3 separate regions of the Homo sapiens genome follow, and regions 2 and 3 are each linked to region 1. The links are chromatin contacts, found by Hi-C or POLR2A ChIA-PET in ENCODE. All regions are on one chromosome and are shown on one strand. Each heading gives the region's core, a stretch centred on a gene start or an enhancer-like site at or near the end of the contact. The rest is flanking DNA. Distances are from core to core; before and after follow the strand shown.

Evidence for each region. Hi-C counts contacts between places; a loop is a spot of excess contacts on that map. ChIA-PET counts read pairs that join two places held with the same protein, here RNA polymerase II (POLR2A). Pooled maps may share reads with other maps.
Region 2: a loop to region 1 is called in a map of CD8-positive, alpha-beta T cell, with 7 times the contacts of the local background. The contact joins the promoter of COPS4 here to the promoter of MRPL1 in region 1. A Hi-C loop is called at or near these places in 2 of 168 maps with a recorded cell type or tissue (CD8-positive, alpha-beta T cell and naive thymus-derived CD4-positive, alpha-beta T cell) and 7 of 50 pooled maps. POLR2A ChIA-PET finds 5 or more read pairs at or near these places in 2 of 52 experiments (B cell and CD4-positive, alpha-beta T cell).
Region 3: a loop to region 1 is called in a pooled map, with 3 times the contacts of the local background. The contact joins the promoter of PLAC8 here to the promoter of MRPL1 in region 1. A Hi-C loop is called at or near these places in 4 of 50 pooled maps. POLR2A ChIA-PET finds 5 or more read pairs at or near these places in 2 of 52 experiments (GM10248 and activated CD4-positive, alpha-beta T cell).

The regions. Positions count from the first base shown.
Region 1 is chr4:77,861,240-77,864,256 of GRCh38, forward strand. It overlaps MRPL1 (mitochondrial ribosomal protein L1), which reads left to right and starts at 1,591. Exons shown (of 9, transcript NM_020236.4): 1 at 1,591-1,640. The coding sequence starts at 1,610. RefSeq lists enhancers at 1,279-1,678, 2,039-2,138.
Region 2 is chr4:83,033,716-83,036,945 of GRCh38, forward strand. COPS4 (COP9 signalosome subunit 4) reads left to right here and starts at 1,468. Exons shown (of 10, transcript NM_016129.3): 1 at 1,468-1,583. The coding sequence starts at 1,510. RefSeq lists enhancers at 988-1,107, 1,181-1,475, 1,238-1,587, 1,688-1,737, 1,778-1,837 and 2 more.
Region 3 is chr4:83,113,375-83,116,339 of GRCh38, forward strand. PLAC8 (placenta associated 8) reads right to left here and starts at 1,355. Exons shown (of 5, transcript NM_016619.3): 1 at 1,292-1,355.

The DNA of each region.
Region 1 (3,017 bases), core at 341-2,840:
CTCTCAAATTGAATTAGTTTTTTTCATTTATGCATAGCCAAGTACACTGCTTGACACATGGCAGGCACTCATATATTTGTGAAAAGAAGGGAGGATGAGAGGGAGCGAGGGAGAGAAGGAAAAGTTTACAAAGATAGATTTAAGTTCTTCGATTTTTTTGCATAAGTCACAAATTGTTATAGAATCTTTGAAGTAACTGCTTAGGTGTTAACAAGACAAGGCAATACATTAGAAATCTTATTTTTTCATGTAGATGAGTACTATGTATAAATATGAATAAAGCATCTGGGAAATGCCTTTGATCCAGTTCATCTGCCTGTGGGCAGCTTCATTGAAGCAAGTTAATTTTGCAGGCTTGCCATTCTAATTGAGTCACTAATTCATGTATGCATATATTCATTTATTCAGCAAACATTTACTGAGAGCCTCCTATGGGCCTGGCACTGAAGTATGTGCTGAGGTTACAAAAATGAGTAAGATGGTTTCTACCCATAAAAAGCTCAGACTGGTGACAAGAACTGATATATTGTGGTGATGGCTGCACAACTCTTTGAGTACACTAAAAACCATTTAATTGTACAATTTAAATTGGTAGATTGTATGCTATGTAAATTATATCTCAAAACTGTTTAAAAGAAACACAGCCTGAGGCGAAATCTTTAAAAAGTTACCTAGGTGATGTAGGGTACGGTACACACGAAGCAGAGAAGATAGAATGAACCAAGTTATGGAGGTGAGAAACGTGTGTGTGTGTGTGTGTGTGTGTGTGTGTGTGTGTGTGTTGTGGGGGAGGTAAGCTGGGAAGTGATAAAATCCGTAATCAGATTTGTTTTAGATAAACCACACCGACAGCTGTGACGTAATGGAAAGTACACTCATTCTGTTTTGTTTTTGTTTTTTTTTCCTATCAGAATAACTTGTGCGTGGGTCTTGGAGCTGCCATTTTAAAACTAGAAATGTTTTATAAATGTCAAGTATTATTATTCAATTGATCCTAATGGTAAGTCTACTCGCTTGCCAGCAGGGGGTAAATGTAGAGATTAATTTAAGATTTTAAAGCTAAGGTTGATCTTGCGCTGACAGAAAGTTTGACAATTAGCAAAAAAAGTTTGTCAGTGAGTTGGACACCTCCCTCGGGTAGCGGCGAAAACGCCTAGAGAATTTTTAAAATAAGTCTTTCCAAGGCCGGAAAAGTGGCGGAGGAAGCTAGTGGGTTTCAGGGTTCCTGTTTTTCAAGATTTTACGTTGGGTATTAAGTACTCTCACAGCCTGTTAAAATTGTCGCTCTGAGTACACTTGCAGGATCAAAAAAGAAAAAGAATAAGAAGGAAGGATTAAAATAATCACAGCATCGCCAACAGGATCGTATTTTCCCGAAGGTGGTTAACCAGCCATACCGGAACCACGAAACACACAGGGTCCTGGGCAACACGGAGGACTAACAGTAACACCGCCACGCCGGCAGCAAAGCTCATTTTGGTCCCCGCCCCGTTCCTCTTTCTCTTTTTAACTCCTTCCCTCTTTGCGGATTCTAGAACGGAACCTTTTTTTAATTCTTCCCAGTAGAAACGTAGGAACAATTTCGTGAACGCAATCCGGAGTGCCCAACATGGCGGCGGCCGTAAGGTGCATGGGTAGAGGTAAGGCGAGGGGTTGTCTTGCAGGGGAAATGGCTCTGGCACCGAGTCTCTGGTTGCAGCAGAGTGCAAGGCGGATTCTGCTCTGGGTGCTGAAAATGCCTCGTGCTGTTTCTGGTCTCTAGGTTTTTCAGAGGGTGGGTCATTACTACTTAAAAGTGACCTTATGAAGGGTTTCACTCCATTCTGGAGACGTCCACCCTGAGGGAGGGAGTGGGAGCGGGACGTACATCGAGCGCCCTCCAGCCACCTATGGGCATGGCAAGGACTGGGTCGTCTCTGATACTGGGGTGTGGGCTGCGGGTAGTGGAGTGTGATAAGTGAGGTGAGTTCTGATAAGGGAAAGATGATGTATTTGAGTGGCTTAAGTCTGTAAATTAGAGCAATTTTCAAAGTGCTTTTTGGTGCTTTCGGAATTACTTCGTTATAGGCGATTCCAGTTCTTAAACTTCCATAGGTGGTCTAATTTGGATCAACGTTTATCATTTGAGGGGGCTAATTCTGTAGTACCTCTTGGTAGCGCCTCTTTTCATCTTAATAATTTCAACTTTTTGTCTACGATGACAGCCCTTTCTTGTGCAACAATTTTTTTTTTTTTTTTTTTTTGAGACGGCAGTCTCGCTCTGCCACCCAGGCTGGGAGTGCTGTGGTGCGATCTCAGCTCACTGCAACCTCCGTCTCCCAGGTTCAAGCGATTCTCCTGCCTCGGCCTCCCGAGTAGCAGAGACTACAGGCGTGTGCCACCATGCCTGGCTAATTTTTGTATTTGTAGTAGAGACAGGGTTTCACCATGTTGACCAGGCTAGTCTTGCACTCCTAATCGCAGGTGATCCGCCCTCCTCGGCCTCTCAAAGTGCTGGGATTACAGGCGTGAGGCACTGCGCCCGGCCTGTGCAACGCTTTTTGCTTTTATTTTGTGTTTTTGAAGTCCAGTGATATATATTGTTTAATTTAGGTAGGTCTTTAGGTAGAAGCAGTAGCCAGCATTACCCCCATTTTACAGAGGAAGAAACTGAACTTATTAGATATGTGGCCAAGTTCATATAACTAGTAAATGGCAGAGGAAGTACTGAAGCTTGCAATCCTAGGTCAGTGATACATGTATATTTAACACTGCATCACAGTTTTTTTTTTTTTTTTTTTGAGTTTCTTTTTAGGAAAACTGTGTCAAGAGAGTTATTGCTCAAAAATTAGGGGTGACAAGAGATAACAACAGACCCTGATGCCTACTTTGTGAGCAAACCAAAATGTATATTATTTCTGAAAGGAGGTTGAAGGCATCTTCATGTATGACAGAAATCGTTATGTTACACAAATCCAAAGAAACCAAAAATACCTGAATATTATAATTTTCTTGTCACATTTTCTTCTCTTGGCTTC
Region 2 (3,230 bases), core at 218-2,717, 5.2 Mb after region 1:
ATGATCCAATCACCTATTTAAGGCCCACCTCTAAATACTGCCACATTAAAGATGAAGTTTCAACATGAGTTGTTTGTTTTTTTTTTTTTTTTTGAGACGGAATTTCCCTCTTGTTGCCCAGGCTGGAGTGCAGTGGTGCAATCTTGGCTCACCGTAACCTTCGCCTTCCAGCTTCAAGTGATTCTCGTGCCTCAGCCTCCCGAGTAGCTGAGATTACAGGCACGTGCCACCACACCCAGCTAATTTTTGTATTTTTAGTTGAGACGGGGTTTCTCCATGTTGGTCAGGCTGGTCTCGAACTCCCGACCTCAGGTGATCCGTCCACCTCGGCCTCCCAAAGTGCTGGGATTACAGACGTGAGCCACGGCGCCAGCCCTCAACATGAGTTTTGGAGAAGACAATTATTTCAAACCACAGTACCAGGAAAAGTGCAAAAAAAAAAAACCAAGGCAGAACAATTATGTGGTGTTGCTTGTGAGAGGTAAAATTTTATTTTATTAATATTTGCTTGTATTTGCAGAAATTCTATAAGAATACATGAGTATTGAATGTTATACAAACGCAGGCGACCATATAATCTTCCATTGAAATGGAACGGTTTCTAGAATGAAAGGGAGGATGTTATTATTATTATTATTATTTTTTGAGACCGAGTCTCGCTGTGTCTCCCAGGCTGGAGTGCAGTGGCGCGATCTCGGCTCACTGCAAACTCCGCCTCCCGGGTTCACGCCATTCTCCTGCCTCAGCCTCCCGAGTTGCTGGGACTACAGGGGTGCACCACCTACGCCCGGCTAATTTTTTTGTATTTTTAGTAGAGAACGGGGTTTCACCGTGTTAGCCAGGATGGCCTCGATCTCTTGACCTCGTGATCCGCCCGCCTCGGCTGCCCAAAGTGCTGGGATTACAGGCGTGAGCCACCGCGCCCGGCCGAAAGGGGGGATATTAATCATTACTCCAGGACGACAGAGGGAAAATCGCTTTGTACTGGACAAACTGGAATGTCTGACCAACCATTATAAAGTGCACGGAGTGGGAGGAGGAATAGGGACATTTTAATTGTATTTCTAAAAAGTATCTTCTGTGGTGAATCGGAAACAAAACTCATTCTTTACCACAGGCAGTTTAAGCGCTGCCTGAAAGATCGAAGGACGGTAAACCACAGACGTGAGAAACGGAACTTTGCGAAAACGCAGTCGTTTTATGTACCGGCTACTCATTGGAGTTACACCAGAGACTCACTACTGGAGTTCATCAGCCAATCCAAAGTCCAAGCGTGAGAGCCAGAGCCTGTAGGAGAGACCTGGGCAGGCCTCAGACCTGAGGAGTGGAGCTCCGCATCACTCAACCCTGGGGGCGGAGCTAGCCCAGGCTCCCACACCCGACGCTCTGGCCCACACAGACGCTACTCTGTAGCATCTCAGGTTCCCTCTGGCTGCACTCTGGAGGACCACACTCGTTTTCTTTTTGGCTGCCAGAGGCCCCCGCATCCACCGCTGAGCTGGGAGAAAGATGGCGGCAGCCGTGCGACAGGATTTGGCCCAGCTCATGAATTCGAGCGGCTCTCATAAAGATCTGGCTGGCAAGTGAGTATTTCCCAGGAACGCGGGAGTACAGAGGTGGGGAAAGAAAGCCACAGCCTTAATCTCCTTAGGTTGGCCACGGCTCTTGGGCGTGAAGCTAGGAGCCGGCCTGACGTCCAAGGGGGCGGGCCTGAGGTCGGCTGGGGAGGCAAATGTTGGGAGAAGCAGAAAGCTGGAGGGGACCTTGTGCAGGGGCCTTCGAGGCTATAGACTTGAAATGATTGTCAGCTTGTTCAGTTCTTGATAGAATCTTTCTGGTCCCTTAGGATTTTGGAACAGCGGTCTGAGAGACGACTGCTACCCTGGCCTTAGTAGCCTTCCCTGGTACCTCTTCCCATCGCTGGCCGGCCTCACACCGAATCTGGCCTCTCTTTGGACCTTCCTCCTCTTTTTTTTTGATTCAGAGAAATGTATATTCTGGGGCCTTGATGCTGCGTTTTTCGGGGAGATGGCTTCTTGGGGCTGGCTGAGGTTGAGGCGGTATGGCCGCTGTCATGTCGTCCAGACCATTCAGACTGTCTTCTGTGGGTCCTTGTGTTTCGGGTATTTTCTCTGCCACCAACTCTGATGGCACATAGGCGGAATGTGCTCATATCGTGGGTCAGGATGTCTACAGTAGTGATGTTTGCAGGAATCTGAATTTTGTCGAAATTTATATAGAATGCTTAGGTTCACTCCAAGTTAAAATGTGTGACGTGCCTGTTCTGCAAGCAGTTGTCAACAGTATTAAGCATAGGTAGGTAGACGTATATTGTTCATTTTCTCTTTGTAGATGTCACAGCATTTCTCTTTTGTAATGAACATGCTTTCTGTTTAAAGTATGCCTCTCTAGGCCGGGTGCAGTGGCTCACGCCTGTAATCCCAGCACTTTGAGAGGCTGAGATCACTTGAGGCCTGAGAGATCTGAGAGGGAGGATCACTTGAGGGCAGGAGTTCTAGACCAGCCTGGGCAACATAGTGAGACCCCCCCCCCCGCCGCCACCCGTCTCCGTAAATAAATAAGTAAATAAAGTATGCCTCTCAAGTTGATCTTAATGTTTACATCCTGACAGCTGAAATCACTTTGATGTATATTAATGGGATACACCTGTTCTAACCTGGTCATTGAAATTCTGACTGTTTTAAGTAGGCTAGGCTGCCTTTTCTCTGGTGGCAAACGTAATCTACTTTTATCAGTGGGAAATTCAGCCGTATATTTTGGGCTTAACTACTTTGTGCTGCATTTTCCCACTCAGGAAAATGAAGATAATAATAGGACTTATTCTTGTCTGACATTATCTGAGGACAAGATGAGTATGTGTGTGCATATATACTTACCACACTTATATCACGTAGAACAGTACCTGACATATAGAAAGTGCGGTAAGATTGTTGTTGTTACTATTAAGCTGTCAGTAAATATATATTCACTTATTGTATGGGTTGGAAATAAGTTAAATATGTCTTCATGGCTCAATCCTTTCTGCTTGTAATTTTTATATGGATGAAAGTAAAATCAGCTTATATTTTTCCCCATGCTTCCTTTACTTTTTATTTTGTTAAAGAAGAATAAGTGCATTAGTTATCAAAAGAAATAGAGCTTTGCAAGTATTTGCAGAATTCTGAAACTTAAGTATTTACTTCTTCAGGTCTGAATTGGAGATAAACAAT
Region 3 (2,965 bases), core at 105-2,604, 5.3 Mb after region 1:
TGGGCACTTCACAAGATTCTAATGCCAGTGGCCTTGCAGAGCACATTTTGTAACCCACGACCAGTGGCCTTATTTTTCTTCTGTTACTAATAACTACAGATCCAATTTAATTCAGCAAATATTTTATTGAGTGCCAGGGTGTGTAAACGTGTTGGGCTGGATTTGGTAAGGGCTAAGGAGATGCCTGAGGTTTCCTATCTGTGGCCAGCAGTTCTGCCCGTTGTGGTGTGACCACACAGCTGTTTTGTTCCATGCCATCTTTAACCCCACAGGAGCAGAGAGAGTGATTAAAAAAAAGTTGGCAGGGGCCACCTTGGAAAATGCAGGAAAAATGGGGGCAGGAGGTAGTGAAATGGGAATCTTGGTGGGCAAGCTTTGGAGAATGAGACTAGAATACCTTTCTTTAGGAAGTTCTGTGGAATGGTCTCAATGTCAGGAAATCTTGCAGTATTTGGCTCATATTTTAAACACCTTAATTTTATCTATTAGTTAAGAATCAATCTTGTATTTGTCTCTCCTTTCTATGAGCACTTCACTCCTGAGGACAGCCCACTATCTTAATAAAATACATTAATATTAATATAATACATGATATTAATTATAGTAATATTAATACATATTATTAATATTGATTAATCCAGATACTAGACATATTATTGAGATTTTTCTCTTCTACTGTTTATTGATGTTAAATTTCATTTTTTTGCTTTGATTGAAACATTTCCATTTCATAATCTCTCCATCTCTCTTTATACATATAAATGAAGCACCAGAATTTAATTTTGAAGAATTCTAGTCTGTTTTTCTTACTTTCATAGTGAGAATTCAAGAATTCTTATAATTCATTAGCTAAATCTACAAAATTCCATATCTTGTTTCTAAATACTTTGAATGGATAAAATAGAATATTTGTAAAGCAGAAAGAAATTAGACCGGCATAAGTCAACATGCATACATATTGAAATAAAGAGTGAAATTAATGATCATGTTACTAAATACAATGTATAATATGTGTTTGCTGCAGAAAGCAGCAATTGATGAGGATTCAAGGCTGGGATCTTACACTACTTTGAAAAGCCTGGCATTTGGCAAAATGCTTAGCAAGAAATTGTTGAATTTGACTAAATGTATAAATTTAAAGCAATTAGATAAGAAAACCTTAGTCTTTTAGCTGAAACTCAAAATATAACATGCTAAGAAAAAAACAAGAAAATCAAATAACTTTTAAAGAAAGCTTTTTTTTTTTGAATGCTAAGTTTTTAAAACAAGTTCTTACTTGTAAAGTACTTACAATTAGTAAACAAGGTTCCGAGCAGGAAATGTCTTGTGGCCTGGGAGAGAATCTCACCACAAATGAAAACTACGTGAAAGGGGAGAGGTAACTGTGTTTCTATCGCAGGGCATAGTACATAGAACAGTTTCAGACGCTCTTATTGGCCAGAGTAATCCAGCAGAAGTGGTTTCAATGTGTGTTTCTCTTATCTGGAGAATGAATATATCTCTTGCCAAATAAGGTGTGTTTCTTTTCCTATATTGTGTTAGGTACACTGATACGTCTTTTTAATGGGGAAAGGATTTAATTCATTATATAGTTTGATTGGTTTTACATGTCTGGCAGAGCTTACTGTTGTTTTTTTGTGTTTGTTTTTTGTTATCTTTGTGGGGAAAAAAAAGATCATTATTGTTTCAGATTATATAGTAGTTGGCATCTCAAGCATCCTTTAATGGTATCAACTTACAGATACTGAACATTAAAATAGGCCAAGCATTATCAATGACTTGTTAATGACTTTGATAGTTAGGCCTTATTTTTTCAATTTTAGAGGTGAGGAAACAAGCTCAGATTCTTGAGCTGACTTTCAGAGGCCACATAGCTAACAAGTTACTCACCTAGGATTTTAGCTCATGTCAGCTCAGCTCCAAACTATGGCTCTTTTTACAATGTTGCATCCAATTTCTTTGTACCTTTTTAATTATTCTTCTTATTGGTGGTATTACTATTTCTTTCTTTTGAAATTTTTATTCATAGTCTTTGAATTTCTGATCCCATAGTTTAAACTATCAAAAGACAAAATTACAACAAATTTAGTTTAGAAGATGTAATTGCCTTTTATTTGCAATTCTAGAATCAAGCAACACATCATTCTATAAAATAGAATGAGTGTCCTGGTGAGTATGAAGAAAGCGGAAACAGAGAAAAAAAGATAGATTGGTTGTTTCAAAGTTACTTTCCTTATAGGACTAAAACAGAGAGGACTTCCTTACTACACTGACTGAGGTTGACTGAAATCTCCTGTTTTTTGGAAAACTGGTCCATTTCAAAGTTCAGTTTGATTATATGTCACTTAGCACAAGCGACTTCATTCTGGTTTGGTCTGATTTTCTGGGGCCTAGAGCAGGAGGCTAGTCCATAACAATGGCCTCTCATAAACTTTGTTTAACAAAACCTTTCAGAAATGAGGGTGGGCCGGCACAGTGGGAGGCCCAGGCGGAGGACTGCTTAAGGTCAGAGTTCAAGACAAGCCTGGCCAACACAGTGAGACCTTGTCTCTAAAAAAAAACAAAAACAAAAACAAAAAATTAAAAAATTAGCCAGACATGGTGGTAAGTGCCCGTAGGCTTGTAGTCCCCGCTACTTGGAAGGCTGAGGCAGGAGGATTGCCTGAGCCCAAGAATTTGAGGTTACAGTGAGCTGTGTTGTGTCACCACACTCCAGCCGGAGTGACAGCAAGACCGTGTCTCTAAAAAAAAAAAAAAATTAAGAAATGAGAGTGGCCAGCTTTCCTGTCATTCACTCTGAAGTTTTTGCGGATGGGAAATCTTTCCCACTAGAACAAGGCTATTGTGTGAGGTTGTACAGTGAGAATGTGTGGCATTATGGCAGACTCTAAGTGCTTAGAGTCCCTTTTCAGTCCCAATTCCTAGCTGCCATCTGCTAGCCACTTAACATTTCTATGCCTCAGGT